Linked DNA regions of Homo sapiens: region 2 is linked to region 1. A link is a loop called in an ENCODE intact Hi-C map of the cell type or tissue named here. Cell type or tissue: PC-9. All regions are shown on one strand. Links, peaks and the distances in the headings refer to the core of each region. The heading gives the core; the rest is flanking DNA. Region 1 overlaps LAMA4 (laminin subunit alpha 4). Region 2 overlaps HDAC2 (histone deacetylase 2).

Region 1 (12,094 bases), core at 1,288-9,287:
GATCCAGGCCTCCTGAAACCACTCAGATTCTCTTTCCTCAAAGGCACAACTTCAAGACAGGAATCATTATGGCAGACAGGAAGTCAGTGTCAAGATTGAAGGGCTCACTCCCAAGTAATCTCAGTAAAGCCGCATTTAGACCCAACTCCTCGAAAATGAAAAAGGAGAAAGCCAGGGGTCTGAAATAAAGAGACTTGCATTAAAATGAGGAAAGTTAATTTCTATACTCCATTTACATCAATACTGATGGGTTGGTCAGTTCTTCCAGACCTAACAAAATTAAAATTCTAAAGCTCAGACACCCAGGGCCACCACCAGCCTATATTGTACCTTTGTACAAATTAGAAAAAGGAGCCCTTTCCCCATGGTCAACCCAGCCCCTGACCAGCATCCCTGGTCTAGTGAGTGGAGCTTGCAGAATTTTAGCCCCTAAGGGCCTCAGTCCCCTCTGCAGACCCCACCCTTCATATCAGGCTGCAGCAGCCTGCGGACCCCACTATTTTGAGAAAAGAGCCTCACACTCTACTCTGAGTCCTCTTACACTGAAAGAGTTTTATGTACATTTTTTAAAACCTGGTGTGCCCATTGACTATTCTCAAAACACATTCTTCTGCAGACAAAATTGTCAGAAAGAGAAAACCAATACGCCCTAAGAAAGATACAAATCAACAATGCTGAGAACACGATGAAAAGCCTTCTGTCTGACGTAGAGGAATTAGTTGAAAAGGTACGTATGTATGTATTCAGTTTCTGGGACAGCCTTCAAAGAAAGGATTTAGCTGATGTGAGGCTGGCTGGTCACAAACGACTGAGGCTTAACACAGCCCAGAAAAAATGCAGTGACCCATGTGCCTTAAAATAAATCAAGACCAGACCTGTGGAGAAAGTTAACATACTCAGTCTCTACCGTCTCCTCTCGTTTTGATTGTTTTTCTTGAAAAGCTATGTTTGTGGAGAATTTTCTGTGTATTTGCGGTGGGTTGATACGGTTGATTTGTTTAATTAGGATGGTCATTCAGGTGTTTGCCAAGGCATCTTATGACTAAGAGCTACAGAGCATCCAGAATTAAAATTTATTATATAGAATATAAAATTTAAATATTGGTTAAAGTATACATTAAATGATAAATGGAAAGAAAGGGAATTGTCCTGAGAAAGCAATTTCGCTCTTTGGCAGGGAAAAAACCACTTTCAACCATCACTTTATACCACAGACTAAAATAAATTAGCCCGTTTAAAGAGTTGAGTATAAATCTCAAATCCACAAGAAAATAGAACAAACTACTTATTAAATCTTCAAAGGGAATAACAGAACACTTAAATACAACATAAAGAATTTCAATAAAAAGATAGATTTGACAAGATAAAATTTCAAATATCCAATAAAACAACTAAATAAACAAAAAAGACAACTAGACAGAGAAAAATATTGAGAAAAATACAACTTGTAAAAGCTGTCAGGAATTAACAGGAAAAACATTAAAACATGAGCAGAGTCAATGTGAAAGGCTATTCAACGCACTCCGCAACAGCCTAATGGAAAAACATCCATCCATGTGCTATACTAATTTTACAAACTAAGTCACGAGGCACCATATTTAGCATATTAGAATGTTTAACACAGTTTTTTTTTTTTTTTCTAATGATATTCCACCAGTACTGGCCAGAGTACTTCAGAATTGCCGCTTTCCAAAACTGGTAGTTGACATTATAAACAATTCTCATGATCAACAAAAATTTTAAAAAAATAAAATAACAATAGTATTCTCTTTTGACCTTGGACCCCAAACCCTTTAAGAGATTATCATGAAAATTGTGTCCCTAGTTCCCGGCAATGGCACATATTAATCCAACCACTAGTGCTTGAAGAGCAGTGAAATCTCTTAAATAGTAAAGGAAATACCAAGAAATAAATATTTGTGGAAACTCATTGTTACTTCATGTTGGTATCAGATATGGTTGAAACTTGCTAAAACTATCTTAATTCTTTTTTCTTTTTTTTTTTTTTTTTTTGAGATGGAGTCTCGCTTTGTTGCCCAGGCTGGAGTGCAGTGGCGTGATCTCGGCTCACTGCAGCCTCCGCCTCCCGGGTTCCAGTGATTCTCCTGCCTCAGCCTCCTGGGTAGCTGGGATTACAGGCACACACCACCACGCCTGGCTAATTTTTGTATTTTTAGTAAAGACAGAGTTTCACCATGTTAGCCAGGCTGGTCTCAAACTCTTGACCTCAGGTGATCAGCTCACCTCAGCCTCCCAAAGTGCTAGGATTACAGGCATGAACCACCACGCCCAGCCTTAATTCTTTCTTGAGGAAAGAATTTTCAAGAAAACATCTGAGGAAATGTTTTCACCAAGATTAGCTCCTCCCACAGCCCAGGCAGAATTCCTGATCCTTTTGTTGTACAATTTCCCCACTTCTAATGTAAGCTAAATGCAGGCTTTCGTGGAGAGGAAATAATGTACGCTTGAAAGTTAACATCACAGTAGAAAAGGCTCCCGGACAAGAAGGGCAGACCACCAACACAGGAGGTTGATGATAAAGCTACTAGGAACTTTCACCCAGCTGTTTCCATCTATTTTTATTGAATATAATGTTCTGACCACAGTCCTGATGGTGCAAAAACCTGCTGAAACATTTCAAAACAAATGCCCAGGGCTGGTCTTAATGACTTTTTAAGCATTCTTCAAGCCCTTGCTCTAGAAAAGTCCATGACTGATTCTTAGATTTAAGGAAAGCTGTGTCTTAGAAAGCCTTCTATCAAGAAAGTAACTAATATTTGGCTTTAAATAGAGTAAAGGAGTTCATTGTGTATAAAAATCAGTAATATTGCCCCTTGAACTTGATAAGTAATACCACTTTTTGCAAATTACCTGCCACATGGATTTCATGTGACCCAAATCTCACAAGTTACATCCACCTAGCTACGGGTTTTGTCTGAACTTCCCTTTCTAAATTCTCCAGCCTTCTACTGGGAAGTCCTACAGCCCTTTCCCACCACTTATGTCTGGGATTCCCCTAAAGGATGCCCATCCATCTGTGTTCATAAATACCCAGTGCTCAAAAGATGCTCCCTTTGGTGCTGCTGATCTTGTCTGCAATGAAAATTCCAAAGATCGTGCCAAGATTCTACTTTTCCATGTTCCCAGAGCCACTGTGCTCAAGGTCAGAGTGTCACTGGGCTACAAGCAGAGGTGAGATGTGGCCCTCTCCCAATCTCAGTGCTGCCCCTCACCATCTGGATCTTGAAGGTCCACTGCAGAGCCCAGAGTTACAAAGCACAGTCTCCAAGGGCGGCTCAGGAGGTACTGCACCATCTCCTCCACTTCTACTCCTTGAACCACAGCAGAAGCTACCTGAATGACAACTCATGCAGAGAGACCCACAGGACTAAAAGGAAAGTAGGCTATCTCCAAGCATCAAAAGCATCTGAACCTCATCTCTGGTCCTGCCAAAAAGGCAGGAGAAAATTAAGTACAGTTGGCCCTCTGTATTCATAGATTCAATCATGGCTTAAAAATATTTGGAAAAATTCCACAAAGTTCCAAAACGCAAAATACAAATTTACCATATGCTGAGTATTACTTTGAATCCATATGAACGAAGTGATGTATAGGCATTGCATTAGGTATTAGAGGTAATTTAGATATAATATATATAGGGGGATGTGCATAGGTTATAGTATTGCAAATACTACACCATTCTATGTAAGAAACTTGAACAACCATGAATTTTGGTATCTGTGGGGTCCTGGAACCAATCTCCCATGGATGCTGAGGGATAACTGTTTACATTTCTATTCCAGAAGCATTATTGAACATCTGTATATAATATTTATTTATTTATTTATTTATTTATTTATTTATTTTCAGACAGAGTCTCGCTCTGTCATCTAGGCTGGTGTGCAGTGGCGCAATCTCGGCTCACTGCAACCTCTGCCTCCTGGGTTCAAGCAATTCTCCTGCCTCAGCCTCCTGAGTAGCTGGGATTACAGGCATGTGCCACCACGTCCGGCTACTTTTTGTATTTTTAGTAGAGATGGGGCTTCACCATGTTGGTCAGGTTGGTCTCAAATTCCTGACCTCGTGATCCACCCGCCTCGGCCTCCCAAAGTGCTGGAATTACAGGCGTGAGCCACCGCGCCCGGCCTGTGACAGTTAGTGTGCTAGGTGCTAGGTATCCTGAAATATAATAAGGCCCTGTTTTCAAGATGCTTCAGTCTAGCAGGGAAACAGATAAGTAAAAACATAATTATGATACAGCATTTAATAAGAGAAACATGGTACAGGCTAAACGGTAACTCTAAGGAAGAAATAGTGAAATATTTTGGCATGGGTACACTAGGAAAGGCTTCTCAGAGAAGGTGAGTATTGGCCTGTATATTGAGAATGAGTAGGAGTTTATCAGATACTCCCAAGCAAGGGGTAAGTACTATGAGAACAGATAGATGTGAAGCAGCGTGCTAAGTTCTTGGGACTGGAACTGTGGCCTTGTGGAAGATTCATTGTAAGGCAGAGAGAGGAGGAGATAATGCTGAAGAAGCTGTCAGAGGCCCAATTGTGAAGAACCTTCCCAAACACGCTCGTGAACATGGGGACTTCAGCCTGTGGACTCTGGAAGTCATTCAGGTATTTACCCAGAACAATGAGCTGATTAGATTTGCACTTTAGAAACGTCCCTCTGCAGTGTGGATGATAGACTAGCCAGTGAAGACTGACAATAGGGGCACTGCTTAGGAGACCGCCACAGTGGTCTAGAGAAGAGAGCAGTGGGTTGCTGTCTTGCCTTCATTTGAAAAGAATTTGCACAGAACAAGGATGAACTGAGACTGTGGTCATGGAAAAGAGGAAGAGAGGCCAGAGTGGCAGGTGGAATGAAACAGACTTGGTGACCAGTTGGAGGTGAGAAATGGCAAAGAGAGAAGCTCCATCCTGAGACGTGGATGACTAAGACTACGAACACGAATGGATTACTCTGGACATTTTAAAAGTGAAATATCTGTGATGGCACAGAGGGCAGATAGAGATGTGAATCTGCAATTCAGAGGGTAATCAGGGCTGGAAAGGAATTTAGGGTCATTAATGTTTAGGAGGTAGGCAGAAGTAGATATTACTGTACAAATTCTGAAGTAGCACACCAATATTCCTACTATTGGTTTGTCCAGGACTGTTGCTGTTTATGCTTGTGTCCCAGAATAATTACTAAAAGTTCTCCCTTTCATGTGCAAAAATGCCCCAGGTTGAACCATAAAATATATGATCACCCTAGATATTGGTTATCATCCTCACGTCATCTACCTTTTATGTACTATATTACCAAGACATCCTTGCCACTTTTATGTCAAATATGTACAAGAAGAATTTTCTGTTGAGATGAGCAAATGACTAATACATTTGTAATGTAAACCACCAACTAGTTTACAGTTACAAGGTAATTTTTTAATTTCAGCTTTTCTTAAACCGAGGCGCACCTGTTTTCCCACGTGCCTATATCATTATTTTCCTTCCACAGGCAAAGTTACAGGAAAAATAAACATTCATATAAGCCATCACTATAGGTTCAATTCAGTCATCTTACAATGTAAAGGAATAGATGTTCCTCTTTGCCACTGATCCAGTCATATATACAGTATATCAATAGCTATATATCTCTATCTACCTGTATCTTAGCGCCCTCTGGCGTTTGTCAAAAAGAAGAGGTTTTCTTATAGGCATGACATTTTTCAGCTGTCTCTCATCACTTCAACTGAAGTTTCCATATCAAAAAATAATAAGTTTAATGACATAGGAATAACAATAGAGCTTTACTCTGAAGTATCAAGCCAAAGTAAAAACTAGGGGTGTTGTGCTTTGCAAATATAACTTAAACTGGATCAAAGATCAACTCATTAAAAATTCTAAAATTTTAAATGCTTGTGTCCGTATTTTTTAAAAGCAGGGAGGAGTAATATTAAGATTTATTATAGTTTCTGCATATTTAATTTTAAAATGACCACAAATACTGTTTTTCTGGAAAGCACTGGAACAAGCCAAGAAGAAGACTGGAATTGCAGGAAGGAGTATAATGACTCAGAAGACAGTGTCCATTCAGAGAGCCCACAGTTTATGAAGGGACTGATGACCACATTGCCGCTGCACAGTGGGCTCTGTGACTACAGGAGCCTTGCTCTGTAGGGAGGGGATTACCCTTCTCCAATAAAAAGCCTCTGGGCATGTGTTTGTTATAATACCATTTCTGCATTCTCTTCCTTGACCATCTGAGAGGGCCACTTGCTTGGGTTATTCCTGGAGAGTGTAAAAACGTTCCCGGTAAAATCATGGCATAATCCTCTGGGTAGAATACTGGATGAAAGGAGAGAAGTTTAAAACAACCACTTCCCTATCCTCAGGAAACTCTGTATAATGGGTCTACCAGCGCTCTGTGTGGCAGATCACCCCACAGCTCCTTCACGTATTGTAGCAGTTTTTAAAGAGCTGAGCCAAAAAAGCAACAGACAAGGCAAGTGGGCATTCGACCAAATGCCAGACTAAAGAACTTCTCTTCCTCTTAAATATAACCCATAGATCAGTCCTTCAAATCCCAAAAGTAAGTACATGTCGCCCATGCTGTGCATACAGGGTGGTGTCCTAGCCTTGAATCATTTCTGTGCTCTTAGATCACATTCTGTCCTTCACCACGCACACAAAAACACACACATACACACAGACGCCCACACAAACCCTTTCTTCAGAGGCCACATTTGAGTTGGGCATTATTTTTGACAAATACTGTGTGAGATCTCTGAAACAGAATCTCCCAAGTTGAGAGAATGGAATCAGCTTCTCGGAGAAGAGCTCCATTCACGCTGAGCCAAATCTGCTTGAGCAGTTATTTGTACACAAGTGCCATCAATGTTGATGGGAATTTGGAATGAAGCACTGAAAACAGCATGTTAGGCCAGTGAGAATAATCCTTGAAATCTCTGTGGTAATTCAATTTCAGCAGTGGTTGGACCACCCAGGAGCCACTGGAAGCATGGTGCATTTCAAGGTCTGCCTATTTTTTCAACAATTTTCTCTTTGAAACTTTAAGCTCTTCAGTCAGCACAATGTCAAAATGATAAGCAGACATGGGCAATTTTCTAGTCCAGCAACTTGAGATACAGTAAAAATTTGAAGAATAAATTACATATGAAAGGCAGTTGGTTGGGACTGAACTGTGACTGATGATATAGGAATAGCACCAGATTTTATAGCATTCTGTCATTCTAAAACTGGCCATCAAGTGAAGTAACTTAGGAATGGAAAACCAAACATTGTATGTCCTAACTGATACGTGGGAGCTAAGCTATGAGGACGCAGAGGCATAAGAATGATACAATGGACTTTGGGGACTTGCAGGGAAGAGTGGAGTGGGGAGGGATAAAAGACTACAAATATGGTGCAGTGTATACTGCTCGGGTGATGGGTGCACCAAAGTCTAACAAATCACCACTAAAGAACTTACTCATGTAACCAAATACCACCTATACCCCAATAACTTACGGAAAAATTAAAAAATTTTTTAAAAGTAAAACTGGCCATCACATTACCTTTCATGCATTATTTTTGGGATGATTTCATGTGTTATAGAACTTTCACATGCCAGGAAGATTTACGTTTAGGAAATACATTATGCCCACCCACCCCTATCTGTGCTTATACAACATTCTTTTCTCATACATTTAATCTAGCCTTTATACGGATTATTTGTAGGAAAATCAAGCCTCCAGAAAAGGACAACTTGTTCAGAAGGAAAGCATGGACACCATTAACCACGCAAGTCAGCTGGTAGAGCAAGCCCATGATATGAGGGATAAAATCCAAGGTAAATATATTCTCTTCTGGTTCAGTTTAATATCAAGGAAACACTTATGTTATTAACATCAGTAGGCATAATGGCTACTGTTAAGTGTTTGCTGTGTGCCAGGAACTTGTTGGTACAGTATTATAGGTTTAAACTTGTATAAGGTCTTCATTTCAAGTTTGTTTATCTGGAATTTCTGAGCACTCATCCCTACTTACTATCTGTTGATGTTCAATAATCAATGTATAAAATCATTCCCTTTTTAGGCATTTCACAGAATAACCTTCTGACAGAGGAGATTGCATGCTGTGGTGTCTCTAAAATGCAAGAGTTGAGTAGGAGTCACAGATTTTTCTCAGTTATTTGCAGAGAAAACATTGCTTTTAGAATGCCAGTAAACTATCAGTTGACCCAAATCATCACAAGCTCTTTCTATGATGGGCTTTCCCAAAGGCCAATCAGGCAACATGCTTGGGCCCCAACCCAGAAGAAAAGGAAGGAGCGGGGCTGTGGGAGATTTCTTTGTCCTAAAGCATTGTGAATGATTGTACCTTCCCTCTTGGAGGTTTGCTTAATTTGTGCTCTCACTTGCAATACATGCAGGATAATCTTGAAGACTATTTTAATAGTGCACTAATAGTTGGCCTTCAATTTACCAGCAGAAAACAGCAGATTTCATCTGTTATAGGATAAAGAAGATTTCCTTGGGTGAGAGTTTGCTAAGATCCAGTATCTGCATTTCCATAGTTTTTATTATACTATATATTAAGGGCTGGATGACAACACCAAGTGCATCCCAGGGCACAGTAGCGATAAAGGGACCCACAGTGGAAGATTCATGTCTTTATACTGGGGCATATTGCATGCAAAGGGATACATAAAAGCAAGATTAATCATTTGTCATGTTTCCTTTGATGTCTATTATAAACAATAAAAGCAAATGACATGCAATCCAAACACTCCTCACTCACATACTCTCTCATGGCTCATATTTTTGAGTTTCCTGACAAAATATTCTTTTTCTATAGCATTTTAGAGTTACTATTGATTTGTTCAAAAAGTGAGATTGAACCTAGAAGATAACATGACCTTATCCAACTAAGAAATAAATGCCTCTTTAGGCAGCAAATGCCAGGACCCTAGTAAGCCATTCAGAGAAAATAATTCACCTTTGCTATTATAACCCATGTTTTGATTCAAAAGTGTTTCATTTGCAAAGGATCTGAACCCTCTTATTTGATCCTTTAAGCATGGGAAAAGATGAAAAAATGCAAAGGAAATGTAAATGGGAAACAATAACTTCTAACAGCTTTTAAATTTTTAAAATAATGTGTGAATCGTCTCCAAAAACCAAAGGCAAAAATACTATTGTCTGTATTTCCCTTTTCTAATCTATACTGCAAGTAGCTAAACTAAAACAGGCCAAAATTATAAATATAAGACTTGCACCAAAATGCCAGAGAATTCAGCATCACAAGTGCTAGAGCTGAGGAAAAAATATTTACATTTAGTTTATTTCGCAGGTTAATATTTTAGACTTTACTTGAGGAGTGGATGTTTAATCCCTTTATATAATTCTGGAATGCTGTAAGACACCAATTACATGTCATTCCTTATTCCCAACCATCTCTAAAATAACCGCTGGCGACCTTCAAGCTATTATCCACATAAAATACAACCCCTTATCCTGGTATGATTTATGTGACACCAATGTTTGTTTACCCATCTTGTCTGGTCAACCACATAGATCATAGTAAACCACAGACACGCAATTTCATTTATGCCAGCAAGATAAAATGCTTCCTCTTGGAGCTGCAGTAGAACAAGGTGACAATTACATACCTTCCTTCTCATCATATGTAGTAGGAATGAGGGATTCAAAGACGTATTTCAGTCTGCTAATATTTAGACAGGTCACCTAATCCCTTTGAGCCTCAGTGGTCCCTCCAGTTCTAAAATTCTCCACCTGACTTATGGAAGTGGGGTGAAAATGACCTAGAGTAGTCACGCTCTAGAAGGCAAACAGCAACTGCCAAAAAATAACTATCAATGAGCAAAAGCTCACATCATATTATAACAAACCCTCATTTTGTATTTAGCCTGTGAAATAATTTGAAAGACTCATTTGGACAGCTATCAATATGCTCTCATTTGGGCTTAAAGCTTTGATCAAATCTTTGTCTAAAATACAATTAATAACTCCACACATTAATAATCTCACCCATGACAGGAGTGATCTCTGAGCATTTTCTCCAAGTTAAGTATGTTATATAAAAGGCTGATCAAAGACTGTAGATTTGGATGCCTTGAATATCAAGTTACAATATTTAACGCTAAATATTAGCATTCTCAAATCACTGTGGAAACCAGATGAGGATGAGAGCAGAGCAGGCTTTGCATTAGCCAGTTCCCATTCTGAAGACCCCGCATGGGAAGCAGAGAAGAGTGGTTTCCTCGTGTCTTTCTCCTTCGTGGAATAGATGATGAGCTTCCATGCTCGCTGGGATTCACAGCATGAACACTAGCACGCTGCTTTTGAATGAGTCTCTCTTTCCATTTCAGGATCAGCCCTGCCCTTTGCCCACAGCCCTTGCTCCCTTGCATTTCTAGTGCCTGGTCATCTCTCCCTGCTGCCTTGTTTCACCATGTTCTTCCTTTCAGAGATCAACAACAAGATGCTCTATTATGGGGAAGAGCATGAACTTAGCCCCAAGGAAATCTCTGAGAAGCTGGTGTTGGCCCAGAAGATGCTTGAAGAGATTAGAAGCCGTCAACCATTTTTCACCCAACGGGAGCTCGTGGATGAGGAGGCAGATGAGGCTTACGAACGTAGGTGTATTCCTCTCATAGCTGACCCAGCACATGTTTGCCCTCTTTGTGGGTCCAATAGCAGACATTAAACCTAGGGCAACATATAATCAAAGCAACCAATTTCCAGTGTTCAGAACTATTTAGAATCTACATGTGGCCACAGGGAATCATTCAGGACAACTTGACTTTATAACCAAGATTTTTAGATTCAGGCCCAATTCTGAGCCCCTGAGAAACAACTGAGATGCCACAAGGAATCTATAGCAGTTGGTGAAAAACGTATAAAACAGTAGAAGGAAGACTAAAGGAAACCAATTCCCAGAACTACATTTAAAGAAATTTTATTGAGAAGGCAGGAATGCTACAAGGCCAGAAACATTCATGTTGTGAAGACCATGAATGACTTTAATATCTTTTAGCCTCCAGTGGAAATTTAACATTTCCTTCAGCAATGAGTGTAGGCACCAAATCACAGTAGTATTATTGAATCTATCACTTGATCACTGTATCAGTTATCAATTGCTATTATAACAAGGCCCAGGCCGGGCGTGGTGGCTCATGCCTGTAATCCCAGCACTTTGGGAGGCCAAGGTGGGTGGATCACAAGGTCAGGAGTTCGAGACCAGCCTGGCCAGTGTGGTGAAACCCCATCTCTACTAAAAATACAAAAAATAGCTGGGCGTGGTGGCATGTGCCTGTAGTCCCAGCTACTAGGGAGGCTGAGGCAGGAGAATCGCTTGAACCTGGGAGGCGGAGGTTGCAGTGAGCCAAGATTGCACACTGCACTCCAGCCTGGTGACAGAGTGAGACTCTGTCCCAAAACAAAACAAAACAAAAACCACCCCAAATGTATTCATTTAAAACAATAACCATTTATTGCTCATGCTTTCATGGGTTGGCAATTCAGGCTGGATTCAACCTGGACAGCTCATCTCTGCTCCATGTGACATATATTGGTTGAGCTCACTCAGATGTCTGGGGCTGGCCGGGAAGGCTGGGCCTCTCCCTCCATGTGGGGTCTTAACTCAACAAGGCTAGTCCAGGTTGTTCACATAACGGCAGCTTTAAGAGAGCAAGAATGAAAAGCACACGGTCTCTTAAGCCTAGGCTTGGAGCTCAGCAATGTCATATCCATTTTACTGATCAAGACCAGCCCAGACTCAAGGAGTAGAGAGATAGACTCCACTCTTGATTGGAAGAGCTGCAAACAATTGGTTTAATCTACACAATCAATGGAAGAAATCACAGATTTGCATATTATATTTTAGCTGCTGCTGATATCTCATGACACTATTTAAATTCACCAATAACTCAAAATTATGGTAACTATTAGATCCACCTTTAGATCTTGTTAGTTAAGGGATTAGTAAAGAAGCATATACATTATTATATTACATTTGGTTTTTAAATATATTAGTCTCCTTTTAATTTCTATATATTTTATTGTATGCATTTTAGAAC
Region 2 (12,094 bases), core at 490-8,489, 1.8 Mb before region 1:
CCACATTGATTCTTTTGAGATTAAAAATTACAGAATGCCAGAAGATAATTCAGTCAAAAGTATTTCTCTTCAGTGCAGTAAAATATTAAAAGAAAAAATATTTCTCTACAAGCCTCTTAAATGTTTCAGACATTCACAATAGCACCTAGACTTTTGTAATGAACAGCTGTGCACCCACCCCGACTTAACAAATATTTTACTTTTGCTATATTTGCTTCGGTGTTTTTTTCTTAAAATACACCGAAATTGAAGCTCTCTTTGTGTACTTTGTCGTTTGTAATCCTCCCTCCCTCCCAGCCTTAAGAAGTAATCACCATTGTGATTATTTTATCCATGTTTTTGTGAATATTTTACCCATGTTTTTGTACTTTTGCTACATATTTGTTATCAATCTGTAAACCTTTATGACATTAGGAACTAAGAAACTTAGTCCCTTCGTTAGGGGGATAATGAAATGTATTTAGTGTTTGTGAAACATAGATGGTATGTATTTGGACAATTCTGTAACTTTGCTTTTTTTATTTTTATTTTTCCATAGCTTATTGGGGAACAGGTGGTGTTTGGTTACATGATTAAGTTCTTTAGTGGTGATTTGTGGGATTTTGGTGGACCCATCACCCAAGCAGTGTACACTGCACCCTATTTGTAATCTTTTATCCCTCGCCCCCCTCCCACCATGCCTCCCGTCTACCATGATGATCCTGTTTTAAATAAGAAAATACCATTTCGCAGGCTCCAGATGTTCTGGCATCCTCCCTGTGGATTTCCCAGTGCCTGCAGCTCACAGGACAACAGGGGCTGTGGTAGAGTCACCTATGAGATCCTGGAGTAGTGGATGGAGGAGATGGAACAGTGAAGACGGAAACTGAGCTCAGTATCCGGGTGCCAGGAGACAAAGGCCCTTTGCTTTTTTTCATTTAATATTCTGATCTACCCCTGTTGACACATGTTAAGTATAGTTCATTTTGACTGCTATGTATTATGTTCCATTGTGTGAACATACTGAAATTGTACACTTCAATACTATACTGGATCTCCTTGGGTGTATTTAAGAGGTTTTGTTTTTCTAAGTAGTTGGTTATATACAACTAAAACCTCAAGAGAACTATCTAAAGCAATTTCAGCAAGGTGATTTGGTACAGCATTAATAAACAGAAATCAGTAACACTTAGTGACCAAGTCTGTTGGAAGAACAAAGACCCCCATTTGTAATAACAAAATTTTTAGAAATAATATGTAAAGAAGCTATGGTTCTTGTGTCTAGTAAGGTCAATGTAACATAGTAAGATGTCAGAATACCCTAATACTTTAAAAAATTCATATAGGATAAAAATGATATTTGAAATTGGCAAGGAAAGACATTATTTTGTAAGTGGAATTGGGACAACAACTGGTAACCAAATGGAAAACCCAGTTTTCTGCCCTCCACTAGAAGATTTAAATAGGAAAAGATAAAACTACCAAAAACCTAAACTCTTAAAGCAAATGGATTGAAGAAGGCCTAAGTGTGACACCAAACTCAACTATAAAAGATATATTTGATAACAAAAAAAAAATTAGTTCAGTGGACCAACAAAAACTTAGAAGACAAGTCAAGAAAAATGACAAAAGACAGAGTGGGAGGCAGATTTGTAACTCATCCAGGTCAAAAGGCTCATATCTAAAGATAGTAGAGGAACAAAATGTATAAGGATGTGAACTGGGAAACAAATACATATAAATAGTTTGTAAATATGAAAAGATCTTTAACCTCAGTAAATAAAAAGCTATAGAGAGACTTATTTTTTAACTTAGTTTTTTAAACCTATTATGTTTATTTATTTTTTCTTTTTTTGAGACGGAGTCTCGCTGTTGCCCAGGCTGGTGTGCAATGGCGCAATCTCGGCTCACTGCAACCTCCGCCTCCCAGGTTGAAGCCATTCTCCTGCCTCAGCCTCCTGAGTAGCTGGGATTACAGGCGCCTGTCACCACGCCCAGCTAATTGTTCGCATTTTTAGTAGAGACGGGGTTTCACTATGTTGGCCAGGCTGGCCTCGAACTCCTGACCTCATGATCCACCCACCTTGGCCTTCCAAAGTGCTGGGATTACAGGTGTGAGCTGCCGCACCTGGCTGTTTATCTCTTTTTTTTAGAGAAAGGATCTCGGTCACCCAGGATGGAGTGTGGTAGCCTGATCATATCTCACTACATCTTAGAACTTCTAGGCTTAGGGTATTCTCCCACCTCAGCCTCCCAAGTAGCTGGGACTACAAGTGTGCACCATCACACCTAGCTGATTTTTACATTTTTATTTTGGAGAGATGGTGTCTCCCTGTGTTGCCCAGGCTGGTCACAAACTCCTAGGCTCAAGCGATTCTCCTGACTCAGGCATGAGCCACCGTACCCGGCCTAAACCTATCATGTTACAGACTTAGAAAGCAACTATTGTCAAGTGTTTGAGGAAACTCAGGTCAGGTTTGGTAAACTAAGATATTAACTCAAGTAAAGCTCTTTAATTCATTTAATGAAGGTGCCACATTGTCTCAGTTCTCTATGGCATGGGTGAATGCTGTTCTAAGTCAGCATTGGTACTCTAAGCTAGTTACATCATATCTAAGCTTTGCCCTTCTACCAGAGCTGCTAGCATTCTGTCAATGGGCAATTATTTGAAGTTCTTACATTGAAGTTAGTCACCTACATCTTCTGTTTTTTATGGTTTTGATGTAGTAATACTGCTGAAGTTTTTTTGATAACTGCGATTCATAATATTTGTTATTCATATTGTGATATAAATGATAAGGGCTTTTGAAAACAAGTAGTAATCATTTCAATAGCTTAGGATCTCCACCATAATCTTAGGAAAATTACTAACCTCTGTGCCTCAGTTGCTTCATCATTTAAAATGAGGAAAATAATAGTCCCTACTTAATAGGTTTGTTGTGAGGATTGAGTTAATAACATAGTTAATGCTCAGTAAGGGTTAGCTGCTATTTTTTTTTCTTTTTTTTTTGAAAGAGTCTCACTCTGTTGCCCAGGTTGGAGTGCAGTGGCATGATCTTGGCTCACTGCATCCTCTGCTTCCTAGGTTCAGGTGATTCTCATGCTTCAGCCTCCCAAGCAGCTGGGAGTACAGGTGTGCACCACCACACCTGGCTAATTTTTGTATATTTAGTAGAGACGGGTTCTCACCATATTGTCCAGGCTGGTCTTGAACTCCTTACCTCAAATGATCCACCCGCCTGGGCCTCCCAAAGTGCTGGGATTACAAGCATGAGCCACCGCGCCTGGCTTGCTATTGTTATGAGGTAAAGGTAGATAGATGGGTGAGAGTGGTGCCAGGGGAAGTGTTAAATTTTTGAGTGTTCCTTTAGATGCCAGATGGGTTGTATCTGAGCCTTTTATTGCAGTTTGATGCCTACTAGTGTGAAGACTACTAGGTCATAGTGGATAGAGAAGCAATCTTTTGGAGACCTGATTTTAGCAAGGATACGAATAATATTTGACAACTTTGGGGGGATCTTGATGCCTCTGTAATTTACTCAAGGATAATCTCAAGAAAAATGGCATTAAGTAGATTACAGAAAAAATAGAACTATCATATTGTTATTATTGGCTATTTACATGAGCAATGCGGAGAAATGTTTAGGATTACAGCATTTAGAAGCTTCTCAATTGCTGCATTTCCTCACTGTACCACAAGATGGCAGATACTGCATTTAAAATTTTTTTTTCTGTGTGTTTTCTCTTATAGTCACTTGGTGGCCATGTAACAAGCAGAGCAACATGTATTAACAGATTCTTTTTGAATGCAATATTGGATTAAAAACTTTGAATTAAACTACAATTAAGTTTACTGATTTAGGTTTTCCTATAAGAATTATAACACTAATTTCTAAGTTTTACATCTGCAAAACACAGTAGAGTGTATCTGGTAGTCATTGACTAATTGTGACTTTGCTAGTCAGACAAAATGGAACTGAATATTAGAGCCAGAATAATTTTCTGTTTTGACTGGTGGTAAGAATCAGTTAGTATACAGAATGGGAAAGAATTGAAATTTATTTCTAGGAATTATAGTTATAGTGAAGTTAATATTCAGGGGCATTGGGTGCTTGTTCCACGACTTTTGTTTACTGAACTAAGTACCTAACCCCTTTGGTCTTTGAACACTGCAGAGTTATGATTAGGATTATTAATGAAAAATTCTTTTTTAGTAGAACAAACAGTTAAGGACAGAAGACACCTTGATTAGATTCTGTTATTTGCTCTTTTTATTAAGATTGTTTTTACTCTAAATGTTAAAGAAATGTATAATTATTTCTAAGGTAAAATGAGTAGCAGGATTCTGAATAGGAGATTTTTTTTGGCCAGACCCATTTTGCAGCCAGTGGTTTGTATTTAGGAGTGAGTTGAACAAAGAAGACTCTAATCTGTTTTTGTGTTGTGGATTTTTTATTCTATTGATAAATCAGTAGCTTCCAGCTTCTCTTGTATCCTCTACTAGTCATCTTTTTTGTTTCTTCAGAAATAAACATCCAGGGTCACTTCCCTGCCCTTGCCATATACTTACTAGGATGATGTACAGGTAAAACTTTTAAAGGAAAGTACGGACAGGCAATTCCTAAAGTAAAAGAGAGCACATTATCAAAACTGGCTGTACTTAACAAATACCAACAAAAAGTCATTACACTTCTGGCAACAAATAATGTTTGATTTAAAAAGACAAGAATTTCCCCTTTTGCTCTTATTTTTTAAATATGCTATGTCCTTAAGTGAGAAATGCACTTCAAAAATTTTCTTATTCTGAAGTCTAGCCGGAAAGTTTGAACTTGTGTTGCCTTTGGCTAGACTAGGTGAAATTAAGGGGCTTAAGAGGGCACTGTTGTGTGGCCCTGTGGTAGATAATAGCCCTCCAAGCATGAGGATGGGAGATCTACCATTCACCAGTATTTCCAAAGTTATATTCTTAAAAAGGCTAGATTTCTAATTTCCGTAGAATCTAGGTATGTTCTTTTCAACTCAGCATCTGATAAGAAAGTTTGGGCAAGTAGGTGCGAAAAATTTACTCTAGATACCATTTTCCAGGAAAAAATATAATTCAAGTCCAACGTATTACTAGCTGTCACCTTCCCCAACAATCAAATAAGCATTGTTATTGTCAAACACATTTACTTGTATAGTTCAGTGTTATATGTAATGGACTTAGGTATAATTCCTGTGCTATTCCCTTTTGATGCCAAACACCCTTTTGTAAGCTGTTTTGTTTGAAATCCAAATTTATATGTCTTAAAGTAAATGGCAGCATTGGGCTTTCTTAATGTAATGACTCTTCTGCCATCCTATTTCTAGAGTTAGGCAGAAAATTCTGTAAATCTATCTTATTTCCAGTCTGTTTGTGACTATGGTGGGCAATAAATCTGATTTCCCAGAAAAACACATCTGGACCCCTATAGGTAAGGTAAACAAGCCTCATCTTAAATTGTTTGTACTTCCGACCTGACCTCAAAACACCATCATCATCTAGAGCAGCAACAAGTAAAGAACAATGCACTGGAAATCACATATATGGGTCTAGCACCAGCCTTTACATTACACAACTTTGCTTTGGGCAAGTCATTTAAATTTCTGTGCTTCAGTTTACTAAATCTATGAAACTGACTAGGTAACAGCTGACATGCTTTTCCAGCACTCCGTCTTTTACCTGTCTGATGTCACAAATTGATCATTCCTTTCTGGCCTTGAGATGCGTATCAACCCAGATAGTCATTAACCCAGATAGTTGGCATTCAGGATAAAATGTTTTTGCCTTTCCTGTCCTGCAAGCTCTTTAAAGTCCAAAATATGCCTTTATATCTTTATGTGTAATAGGTATGAAATCTATTTCTTGGTTGTTGAATAGGATAGGCTTATTAGACATTCTAAAGTCAACTTTTTTCTCATATTTAAACATTTACCCGTAGAAATTCAGTTTTTTAAAGTTTTAAGTCAGTTGATTGTACCAAACATTACTATTAAAAAAAAATCAAAGTCAGAGACCAGAGTTTCCCTGCATCAGCGTTCAGTCAGGAGACAGGAACTATACTAATTTGAACATGTAAAGTTAAATATAATCCTTAATAATAACAGGATTGGAATAAGGGATAAAAGAAAGAGAATTCCTTCTATATATATGTATACACACACATATATATATATACATGTGTATATATGTGTGTGTATGTATATTATATAATATACATACACACACACAAAGAATGTCAGACAAGGAGCAGCCACCATTCTGCTTACTTTCACTGGATTAAGAGTTTCATAAGGGCAAGGGTTTTGTTTGTCTTACACTCCACTGGGGATTAATCTCCAGTGTCTAGAACAGTGCCTAACACATAAATAAAGCCTCAATTATTATTTGTGGAATGGAATGGAATTTGAGTGAAATGGAATGGGAATAGAATGGACTGGAATGGAAATAGAAGTGGGAAGGGGAATGGAAGGGGATAGAAGAGGATTGAAGAGGACAGAAGGAGATGGGATAAGATGGGATGGGATAGGATCGAATCTCAGGTCCAGGAGTCAGAATAACTGAATCCTATTCCAGTTCTGCCATCAACAAGTCCTGTGAAATTTGGAAAGTCACTTAACCCTCTGGCCTTGTAGAATATCTCAGTGGGCATGTCTGATGTTTCTTCATGGTTAGATATAGGTTGCATGTTTTGGGCAAGAATATCACAGGAATGATGCTGTGTTCTCAGTGCACCCAGTCAGGTAATGCATGATTTCAATTTCTCTCATTACTGATGATGTTAACTTTAATCACTTAGTGAATGAGAACATGAGCATCATTTTGAAAGCAAACTGCAAAGTTTTGATGTCAACATTTTAGCAATTACGTATAATTTCCCCCAAGGATACTGGCTTTGAGATAATGTAAATATACATGGGAAAGACAAAGCTCAAATAAAGGAAAAAGACCCATCTCTTTTCTTGCTGATCACATGTGTGAAGATAGACTATTGCTTCTCTCTTCTCCGTGCTTCCTCAGAGAAAAGAAAGGGTGTTTGTAAATATGGAGGATGTATGGAACTGTAAATTTTATAAGCATATTTAAGCCTAAGCCTAACTTTAAAAATTGTTGACACACACACAAAGTTAGTTTCAAGATATTTATTTATTTATTTATTTATTTATTTTATTTTTAAATTTTTTTAGTATTTTTTGATCATTCTTGGGTGTTTCTTGGAGACGGGGATTTGGCAGGGTCATAGGACAATAGTGGAGGGAAGGTCAGCAGATAAACATGTGAACAAAGGTCTCTGGTTTTCCTAGGCAGAGGGCCCTGCCGCCTTCCGCCGTGTTTGTGTCCCTGGGTACTTGAGATTAGGGAGTGGTGATGACTCTTAACAAGTATGCTGCCTTCAAGCATCTGTTTAACAAAGCACATCTTGCACCGCCCTTAATCCATTTAACCCTTAGTGGACACAGCACATGTTTCAGAGAGTACGGGGTTGGGGGTAAGGTTATAGACTAACAGCATCCCAAGGCAGAAGAATTTTTCTTAGTACAGAACAAAATGGAGTCTCCTATGTCTACTTCTTTCTACAGAGACAGTAACAATCTGATCTCTCTTTCTTTTCCCCACATTTCCCCCTTTTCTATTCGACAAAACCGCCATCGTTATCATGGCCCGTTCTCAATAGCTGTTGGGTACACCTCCCAGATGGGGTGGCGGCTGGGCAGAGGCGCCCCCCACCTCCCGGACAGGGAGGCTGCCCGGCGGAGACGCTCCTCACTTCCCAGACGGGGCGGCCAGTTAGAGATGCTCCTCACCTCCCAGATGGGGTGGCGGCGGGGCAGAGACACTCCTCAGTTCCCAGACGGGATCGCGGCCAGGCAGAGGTGCTCTTCACATCTCAGACGGGGCAGCGGGGCAGAGGCTCTCCCTACATCCCAGACGATGGGCGGCCAGGCAGAGACGCCCCTCACTTCCTAGACGGGGTGGCGGCCGGTCAGAGGCTGCAATCTCGGCACTTTGGGAGGCCAAGGCAGGCGGCTGGGAGGTGGAGGTTGTAGTGAGCCAAGATCATGCCACTGCACTCCAGCCTGGGCAACATTGAGCACTGAGTGAGCGAGACTCCGTCTGCAATCCCGGCACTTCGGGAGGCCGAGGCTGGCAGATCACTTGCAGTCAGGAGCTGGAGACCAGCCCGGCCAACACGGCGAAACCCCGTCTCCACCAAAAAATATGAAAAGCAGTCAGGTGTGGCGGCGTGCGCCTGCAATCCCAGGCACTCGGCAGGCTGAGGCAGGAGAATCAGGCAGGGAGGTTGCAGTCAGTCGAGATGGCGGCAGTACAGTCCAGCCTCGGCTCGGCATCAGAGGGACACCGTGCAAAGAGGCAGAGGCAGGGGCAGGGGCAGGGGCAGGGTCAGAGGCAGAGGCCAAGGTATTTATTTTAGTGTTGTTTACAATAATAGCCTAGATATTTACCTTCAAAAATTTCTTTAACCAAAATGGTAGGGTAGAAGCAAGCTGGCTTTACTCCCCCTGGCCCACAGAAAAACAAGGACAAATACACAGTGCTTTGATTATCACCAGCAATGTCCCACTACTCATATGTGAGGATAAGCCAGTTCTTGAGGCCATAGAGAGGTGAAAAATTCTGAGCAGATGGTGATACAATTAGACGTCCATATCTACAATGCCCCTCCCCTCCTTTTGCTTGTCACCAAGCACAGGGAAAATTTTCTCCAAACTCAGAATTTCTACTCTTGAAAAAGTGAGATTGAGGTGGACAACCAGCTTCCCCCAACCCCATAGTGATTTTCTTGGCAGGAGACCTGTCCCTGCCTCAACCCATAGAAAGCATTAGGAGTGCCTGAAAAGAAAAATATCCCCAAGGACAGCCAGAAACAAAGAGGAGAGGCAGGACTACCATCACCAGCCCTGAAAACTCTGCTGTGTTACTCAGCCGAAGGAGATGCTAAATCAGGGTGTCTCAGCACCACACTGTAGGAGGTTCATTCCACAGGTGTCTTAGGTACAAATTCTAAGCCAGCCTTTCCACACTATCAGGATATCCCCTTTGGGACCGCCTCCATTTGGGACAGGTGGCACTCTGATTGTTTAGTAAAACCAAGGCAAACCTGGGCTTAAGGTCCTATCTAGTGCCAAAAAGGAGGTAGCAACCTAGAAGAGAGAGAGAGAGAGAGAGGGGGAGAGAGAGAGAGAGAGAGAGAGAGAGAGAGAGAGGGAGAGAGGGAGAGAGAGAGAGAGAGAGAGAGAGAGGAGAGAGAGAGAGAAAGAAAGAAAAAAAAAGAAAGAAAGGAAAGAAAAAAGAATGAAAGAAAGAAAGAGAGAGAGAGAAGAAGAAAGACATGGTTTGGCTCTGTGTCCCCACCCAAATCTCATCTTGAATTGTAATAATCCCCATGTGTCAAGGGTGGGACCAGGTGGAAGTAATTTGATCATGGGGGGTGGTTTCCTCCATGCTGTTCTTGTGATAATGAGTGAGTCTCAAGAGGTCTATAAGTTTTTATAAGTGTCTGACATTTCCCCTGCTGGCACTCATTTTCTTTCCTGCTACCCTGTGAAGAGGTTCCTTCTCCCATGAGTGTAAGTTTTCTGAAGACTCCCCAGCCATGCAGACCTGTGAGTTCTCTTTTCTTTATAAATTACCCAGTCTTAGGTATTTCTTCATAGCAGCATGAGAATGGACTAATACAGAAATGAAATAGGAAAGGAAAGAAAGGAAAGGAAAGGAAGAAAGAAAGAAAATCAACAGGTAAATTAGAAAGAATCTCTAAGTAAACATATCCAATAAAAAAAAAAAAAGCCAGACAATGAAGACTGAAATAAATAATAAACCCTTCAATGCAAAGACATAGATGTACATCCACAACAAACAACAGCAAACAGGGAACTATGACCTTTCCATACAGAAAAAGCGAGGAACCAGTGACTGACCCTAAGGAGATGGTGACATGTGAGCTCTCTAACCAAAAATTTAAAGTAGTGGTTTTAAGGAAACTCAGTGATCTCCAAGATAACACAGACAAGCATTTGAGAAATTTATGAGAGAAATTTAACAAAGAGATTAAAATGATTTTAAAAAATCAGAAATTTTGGAACTGAAAAATATATTTGCTGAACTGAAAAATTTATTAGAGACTCTCAAGAGCAGAATGGATCAAGCAGAGGAAAGAATCAATAAGCTTAATGACAGGCTATTTGAAAATCCACAGTCAGAGAAAAAATAACATAAAAAGGAAAAAAGATCACCTACAAGATATAGAAAATTATCTCAAAAGACCAAATCTAAGATGTATTAGTGTTCAAGAGGGAATTGAGCAAGAACAAGAGGTGTAAATCTTATTCAAAGAAATAATAACAGAAAACTTCCCAAAACCTAACTTACATGATCACAAGGTCCCACAACAGACTGTCTGCAAACTTGAGGAGCAAGAAGAGCCAGTCTGAGTCTCAAAACTGAAGAACTTGGAGTCCGATGCTTGAAGCAGGAAGCATCCCGCACAGGAGAATGATGTAGGCTGGGAGGCTAGGCCAGTCAAGCATCCCAGCTACTAGGGAGGCTGAGGCAGGAGAATCATTTGAACCCAAGAGGCAGAGTTTGCAGAGAGTTGAGATCATGCCGTTGCACTCTAGCCTGGGCAACAAGAGTGAAACTCCATCTCAAAAAAATAAAAAAATCAATCAGTCAATCTAAGATCTGAAATTATGAAACTACTAAAAGAAAACACTGGGATAACACCCCAAAACATTGGTGTGGGTAAAGCATTTTTATGTAAGACCTCAAAAGCACAAGCAACAAAAGAAAAAACAGACAAATGAGATTACAGCAAGCTAAAAAGCTTCTGCAGAGTACAGGAAAAGTCTTCAATAGTATGAGGAGACTATCCACAGAATGGGCAAAAATACTTGCTAACTATCCATCTGGCAAATGAATAATAAGCAGAATGTATAAGGAGCTCAAACAACTCAATTGCAACAAAAAAAATTGGATTGAAACATGGGCAAAAGATCTGAACAGATATTTCTCAAAAGAAGACATACAAATGGCCAACATGTATATTAAAAATGCTCAGCATCACTAATCATCAGAGAAATGCAAACCAAATCCACACTAAGATATTATCTCACCTCAGTCAAAATGGTTTGTATCAAAAAGACAATAATACATGCTGAGAGGATGTGAAGAAAGGGGAACCCTTGTGCACTGTTGGTAGGAATGTAAATTAGTATAGCCACTATGGTGAACAGTATGGAAGTTCCTCAAAAAACTAAAAATAGAATTACCATGTGATCCAGCAATTCCATTACTGGGTATATATCCAAAAGAAAGGAAATCAATTTATCAAAGGGATATCTGCACTCCCATGTTTATTGCAGCATTATTCACAATAACCAAAGTATGATCAACCTAAGTGCCCATCAACAGATGACTAGATAAAGAGAATGTGGTATATATACACAGTGGTATAATATTCAGCCATAAAAAAGAATGAAATCCTGTCATTTGCAGCAACGTGGATGGAACTGGAGGTTATTATGTTAAGTGAAATAAGTCAAGCATAGAAAGACAAATATTGCATGTTCTCAGTCATATGGGGGAAGTAAAAAAGTGTATCTCATGAAGATAGAGAGTAGATTGGTGGTTACCAGAGGCTGGAAAAAATTGAAGGGAAGAGGGAATAAAGAGAGGTTCATTGACGGGCACAAATATATAGTTGCATAGAATAAATAAGACCTAGTGTTTGATAGATCAGTGTCAAACTGATCTATGACTATGGTTTACAATAACCTATTGTATATTTCAAAATAACTAGAAGAGAATAATTTGAATGTTTCTAGCATAAAGAAAAGACAAATATTTAAAGTGATGAGTATCCTAAACACACTGATTTGATCTTGACAAATTATATAAATGTATTAAATTAAAACATGTACCATGAAAATATGTGTATTATCAATTTTTAAAACATTAAAAATCTCTTTAAGAAAGTATAGTTTATTAATTCAATTAAATACTTATTCCATAAAAGTTATAATGTAAATCTATATTCTTGACAAGGAAATATATTATTTATATATATATTAATTA

Evidence for each region. Peaks named below come from ENCODE experiments on the same cell type or tissue, not always from the same donor. Only the 100,000 strongest peaks of a DNase experiment are listed, where the experiment ranks them.
Region 2: it touches region 1 in a loop (4-fold over the local background); 7 of 110 quality-filtered maps call a loop at or near these places.

Annotation. Positions count from the first base shown.
Region 1 is chr6:112,173,870-112,185,963 of GRCh38, reverse strand. LAMA4 (laminin subunit alpha 4) reads left to right here. Exons shown (of 39, transcript NM_001105206.3): 9 at 617-727; 10 at 7,732-7,843; 11 at 10,484-10,651. Among named protein-coding and RNA genes, the nearest start is that of LAMA4-AS1, 57 kb to the left of the region's middle. In PC-9, for the core only: CTCF peaks have their summits at 5,464 and 5,671 (motif pointing left); DNase peaks (open chromatin) are centred at 5,343 and 5,663; H3K27ac peaks cover 1,610 bases.
Region 2 is chr6:113,927,885-113,939,978 of GRCh38, reverse strand. HDAC2 (histone deacetylase 2) reads left to right here. Exons shown (of 14, transcript NM_001527.4): 14 at 1-6,951. Among named protein-coding and RNA genes, the nearest start is that of LINC02880, 30 kb to the right of the region's middle. In PC-9, for the core only: CTCF peaks have their summits at 3,496 and 3,696 (motif pointing right); a DNase peak (open chromatin) is centred at 3,678.